2 separate regions of the Homo sapiens genome follow, and region 1 is linked to region 2. A link is a loop called in an ENCODE intact Hi-C map of the cell type or tissue named here. Cell type or tissue: mammary epithelial cell. All regions are shown on one strand. Links, peaks and the distances in the headings refer to the core of each region. The heading gives the core; the rest is flanking DNA. Region 1 overlaps PTCHD1-AS (PTCHD1 and PHEX antisense RNA). Region 2 overlaps PTCHD1-AS (PTCHD1 and PHEX antisense RNA).

What was found. A loop is a pair of places that touch in the nucleus more often than their neighbours do. Peaks named below come from ENCODE experiments on the same cell type or tissue, not always from the same donor. Only the 100,000 strongest peaks of a DNase experiment are listed, where the experiment ranks them.
Region 1: it touches region 2 in a loop (11-fold over the local background); 1 of 110 quality-filtered maps calls a loop at or near these places.

The regions. Positions count from the first base shown.
Region 1 is chrX:22,398,360-22,401,184 of GRCh38, reverse strand. All of the region lies in intron 4 of PTCHD1-AS (PTCHD1 and PHEX antisense RNA), which reads left to right. Among named protein-coding and RNA genes, the nearest start is that of CBLL2, 130 kb to the right of the region's middle. RefSeq lists an enhancer at 366-1,565. In mammary epithelial cell, for the core only: no CTCF peak of the experiment used is centred there; a DNase peak (open chromatin) is centred at 1,154; H3K27ac peaks cover 793 bases.
Region 2 is chrX:22,524,935-22,527,759 of GRCh38, reverse strand. The region is part of intron 4 of PTCHD1-AS (PTCHD1 and PHEX antisense RNA); the gene reads left to right. Among named protein-coding and RNA genes, the nearest start is that of CBLL2, 250 kb to the right of the region's middle. RefSeq lists enhancers at 1,304-1,433, 362-1,561. In mammary epithelial cell, for the core only: no CTCF peak of the experiment used is centred there; a DNase peak (open chromatin) is centred at 1,239; H3K27ac peaks cover 1,921 bases.

The DNA.
Region 1 (2,825 bases), core at 202-2,701, 130 kb after region 2:
GATGAATGCCTGGGATGTGTCCGGGTCGTGGAGACCATTCAGCAGTGATACTGGCTTCTACTCTAGAGGATGGATTATTATAAAAAGGTACATGGTTGCATGGTATAGAATTAAAAGTAAAGAATCAGGTAGAAAGTAATTGATTTTTCATATAAAGGAGTAAAATGAATATGGTGACATATTTGAGTTTTGCATTTGAATAGTTTTTGCAAAACTGATGGTAATATAAAGACATGAAAATAAGAAATTCCAAAACATCACACATGGGAAGGACTCGAAATATTCTCAACTCAGCCCTCCAGATTTCAGGTCAGAGGCTGCCTTATTACAAGCTCTCTGAAGTTGTATCCTTCAGCCTTTATCCTAGGGCTAGGAGAACTTACTTACCTCAAGAACCATTGAAAGAAAATATTTATCTCCTTCACTTTCCAAAGGGCAGGTTTTTTAGTCTATCAGAATTAGAAAGGAAGAGTTCAGCAACATATTTTTAAGAAATACAACACCACCATAGTATATTAATACCATTTTTCAAGGGCTGAAAAATAAAGTTATAAAAATGAAAACTATATTCACCAGGAAATCATTATCCACACATTCATCCGTTCTGAAGCACCAGAGGCAGGATAGAGAATATTCCTGTGAGGGCCATGGACACTCAGAAGGCAAAAAAATAAAAGCTTTCGTTAGAAGCAGTAACTTTATTTTTATTGTGTTTTAGAATGAAATGAAGATTACATATTCCACTCCTGTGCTTTAAAAATTAGCAAAAGGGAGCACAAAATACTATCCAAATATAAAATTCTATCTCTCTTGTATATTACAGCAGGTTAAGAAATAAAAGGCAAGAAATTATAAGAGAAATTAGAGAACTAAAGACAGGCAGGAAGAAGAAGAAAAAAGGATCAGAGATATAGATGGAAAAGAGTTAGACAATAAAATACAGGGATCAAGATGGAGAAAGGCATACAGAGAGAATCAGAAAATGTATGTCATCTACTTCTGCACAACAAATCATGCCAAAATGTAGTGGTACAGATCAACTGCAATCATTTATTTTACTCATGAATTTGCAGTTTGGGAAGGGCTCAGCAAGGACAACTCATCTCTCCTCTATTCACTGTTGCTTGGGAAAGTTCAAAGTATGATGATGACTCAGTAGCTGGGGGCTGGAATCATCTGAAGTCTTGCTCACTCACATGTCTGGTTGTTGATGCTGGCTATCAGCTGGAACCCTTACACATGACCTCTCCACGTGAGCTGGGATTCTTCACAGCATTGTGACTGGCTCCCAAGAGCACATGCCCCAAGAAGGCCAGATGGGCATATCACCTTTAATAACGTAGCTTAAAAAGTCATATAATATCACTTTTACCATAGTAACAAGTCCATTAAGATTTGAAAAAAGGGACCATAAACCTCATCTCTCCGTGGAAGAAACGCAAACATTACATTGTAGATAAGTGTGCAGGATGGGAGATATTTTTTGGTCATCTTAGAAAATTCAATCTGCCACAGAGCATATGAGGGACACACCCACAAAATGACTCATAGAAATACATAGAAACCTTTGTAAAGACTCAAACACAACCATTTACATATAACTGACATAAAAAGATGTGAAGAAACACACACCAAGAGAAAAGTAAGAGGAACACACCAAGTAAGATGAATACCTAAAGAGGCCCAGCCTTGCCTAGATCACTGTCATCAACTTTGGGCTTTTTACTCCATTGTTACCAAAGATTTTCAAAACACTTTTACCTTTTTTCTAACTGTAGACACAAATGTACCTCTCTCCACTAGGTGTTTTTACTAAAGGATAATGGACTCCAGTCAAGCCAAGGATTGAATGCAACCCATAAGCTCGTTGTTATTCTCTGCATAAATATGTTAAAAACAACATTTGAAGGAACAATAAATAGTTGTGCAATGAATACAGAAAATAAAGTAAGTTAACCCAGGGGTTTTTTTTTTTTTAATTCCACAGCCCATGAACTCTCTAATACACCAGGTTGCCTATTATAGAATCAAAGGAATGTCGTTCCCTAGAATATAGCCCCTGGAAAAGTAAGTGTAAAATAAAGTCTTTCAGGGTGACATTATGCTCCAGTCAGAATTAACTTTCTGTTACCCAAACACACCACACTCTGTTAGTATGATGTGATGGGCTGAATTTTCCAAAGATGGCTACAACATCTTCCATCCTACACATTCTTCTGATATATGACCTTGCCACTACCCCATTGAGGGATGGAATCTAATTCCCACCTTGAATATGGGCTGTCTTTAGTGACTTTCTTCCAATAATAGAAGTAGATGAAGTAATGCTATGTGACTTCCAAGGGTAGATCAGAGGAAGCCTTGCAGTTTCTTCCTTAAATTTGTGAAATGATCACTCACTGAATGCTCTTTCTTGGGATGCTCTCTCTTGGATGTTCTCTCTTGGAACCCCAGTCACTTTTCTCTGGGAAGTACAAGCCACATGAAGAAGCCATTTGTAAGATCTCTATTCAACAGTCCTGCTGAGCCCAGCCATTGAGTCATCACAGATATGTAAGGCAAGAATCTACCAGATGATTCCAGCCACCAGTTCTTAAGCCAGTTGAGTCTTTCCTGATGAAAACCCAGACATTTTAGAAAAATATAACATTCTCCCTATAATGCCCTGCCCCAATTCCTGACCCATAGAATCCATAACTGTAAATAGAAGAGTGTTGTTTTGTACCACGGAATATTGGGGAGGTGAGGTTTGTTATATGGTAATAGATAATCAAAACATGTACTTAGCAAATACTCTTCCCCCTTCCCTGCCTAGCTGCCTCCTA
Region 2 (2,825 bases), core at 287-2,786:
GATCATTTGTAGGGCTTTTATCCAGAGATGTGATGAAACAATGCTCCAAACTCTAGGACTCCTTATGCAGTGATAGGAGAAAAACAATGACCAAACACTTATGAAACATAGGTAGTTAGATTTCTTTGAATAAAATTACCATTTTTTAAATGTGAAACATGTCTTTAAGACTCCTGCATGTTAAGGTCAGCAGTGATTAATTTAGAAACTGTGAATGTTAATTGAAGGCACAGTTTCTTCTGGAACCTTTTAAACGTTTGACTCATGCTGGTTAATTAGAAGGGCAAAAATCACTCCATTGTGTAAATATAGGGAGAGCTTCTTTTCCCCACTAATGTGAATACATATTTGTTGGGTTGTATGAAAGGAGAGGAAGTAATTAGCCAGGTGAAATGGGTAAGGTGACAATGACTTTGAGATTTCAAATTATTTCCAATCTTAGGTTTTACTGAGCTGTGCCAGTATACCTGGTCCTAATCCAATAGAGAGTTAAAAACCAATGTTCTAATGCTTTAATAAGGTTGGAATTATACACCATGGTTTTGTATCCGTAGATAGGTAGCCAAAGCATTCTAAGATTTCCTCCTGCCATAATTTTTAATCTAACTAGTAAATTATATAATCTACAAAAGACTGCAATGGCCAAGTCTTGGAAGTATCAGTTACTCAGATGAAGCCATTTCTTTGTATTTATTGTTGGTTTGACCAAACCTAAAATTGAAGAATTTTTCGGAATTGTCCTTGCTTCTCTTTCAGATAGCCTTTATAAAATGGAAGACATTTATAGAGCATCTAAGATTTGGGATAAAGTTTTCACACCTTCTCCAAATCTTTCTCATGAGGTAGGTGCAACCTAAATAATCAAAGGGAAATAATATCAGGTTGAGAAATGTATAACATTAAATTATTACAGTGTTTGTGTATAAAGTGAGATACACTCACATAAGAGTTGTTACGCTTACATGGCAGACCCCTGGGGCCCTTCCTAGGAAAATTCACGGCAAATCACGGTAGTTCAGTATCCCTCCTCATCACTACCATCCTAAAGAGGTAAAATCTATTAAAATCAGCACTGAGGGCAATAGTGGCAGAGAGAAGGCTGAAAGAGATCATGGCTGTAATGCTATGGTAGTGGAGATCAGGGTGTGGTTATGAATTGATGAATTGTGTCTTCTTGCATCAGTGCTTTCTTCGTTCCTCTTTTCTCTTCTGTACACTCCCATCCTGAGTCACTGGAAGTCTTTGAATGCCTGGTTTCCGGAGGAGAAAATCATCTCATAGTGTCTCGATTTGTCATAACTAGACATAATGACTAAGAACCAATTTCAGTTTTCTAGCTTTTGTTTTTTGTTTGTTTTAATTCACAGTTATGTAGATATAGCCATTGAGTAGAAGTTATAGAGTCAACCCACTTCTATTTTGGATGTGTTTCCTCCTGATAAGTTGAGCATGAAATCTAAATCTCATGAATTTTGAGTAAGTTATTTTGAAGTCTATATACTGTTTAGAGTTTTGACCAAAATAGTTTGTTACAGTATGCTTTGTTTTACTTATTTAAGAGACTATATGGCCAAAATATAAATATACCTAAAACTATAATTTCTAAGTGCACCCATTAGGAAAAAAAGCATTTATCAAATATTTTCACATATATTTTAAAATCTCACTTGATACTAGAATAAAATTCCATGTATTTTATTCCCTCAATATGTCATTAAAGCAGAACATGCTGTGAGGAGGAAATAAAAAGAGTTAAGCACGTTTTCATTGTGGAGTTCCACTCTCTATGTATAGAACTCTATATGACGGTCATGGAAATTAAAATGAATTTGATGTTAGCAGTAATTAATTTGCTTATTCTAATAATATAATGAATTAACAGATTTTTGTTCTTATATCAAGTGGGAAATGATTTTATCGTTATGTAAATATAACAAAATGTAAAAATTTTAAGGAAGGACTGCATTTAATAATGATTTAGATAAAACAAGGGGGGTTTTTATTTGGTTTTGGGGGTAAAGATTTTTTTGTTTTGGGGTGTTTTTTGGTTTTTTTTTAGCATTTTAGGTTTGGGGGTACATGTGAAGGTTTGTTACATAGGAAAACTCATGTCATGGGGGTTTGTTATACAAATTATTTTATCACCCAGGGGTTAAGCCCAGTACCCGATAGTTACCTCTTCTGCTCCTCTCCCTCCTCCCTCCCTCCACTCTCAAGTAGACCCCCAGTGTCTGTTGTTTCCTTCTTTGTGTTCATAAGCTCTCATCATTTAGCTTCCACTTATAAGTGAGAACACGTAGTATTTGGTTTTCTTTTCCTGTATTAGTTTGCTGAGGATAATAGCATTCAGCTCCATCCATGTTCCTGCAAAAGACATGATCTCGTTCTTTTCTATGGCTGCACTGTTTGCTTTTTAATGTGGAAGGAAACTATTTTTTTGCCTGTCGAGTTCTGTTACATAGGTTCACAGGCTAAACACATCACCATCACAGTGAGTTGTGTACAAGCTGTGAGTAAAGGAAGGCACCAAATCTCTGTTCAATGTTCCTATTCCTCCCATGAGTTAGAGATGGAGGCATAAGAGTAGTCCTTGAGTAACGGAGAGGTTATGCTCCTCCGTTACTCCATCTAGGAGACCTTATGCTCTGAGAACCATACCACATTCATGTCTAGCCATCTATATATCTAGATTTTTAATGAATCATCTATGTGAGCAATAAGATAGAGGGCTGTAGTAAAGGATTCTTTCAGTCAATGTGAATAATTACACTGAAAGTATTTGCTTTGTCAAACATATTATTAATATATCATAAAAAGTTTTGGGC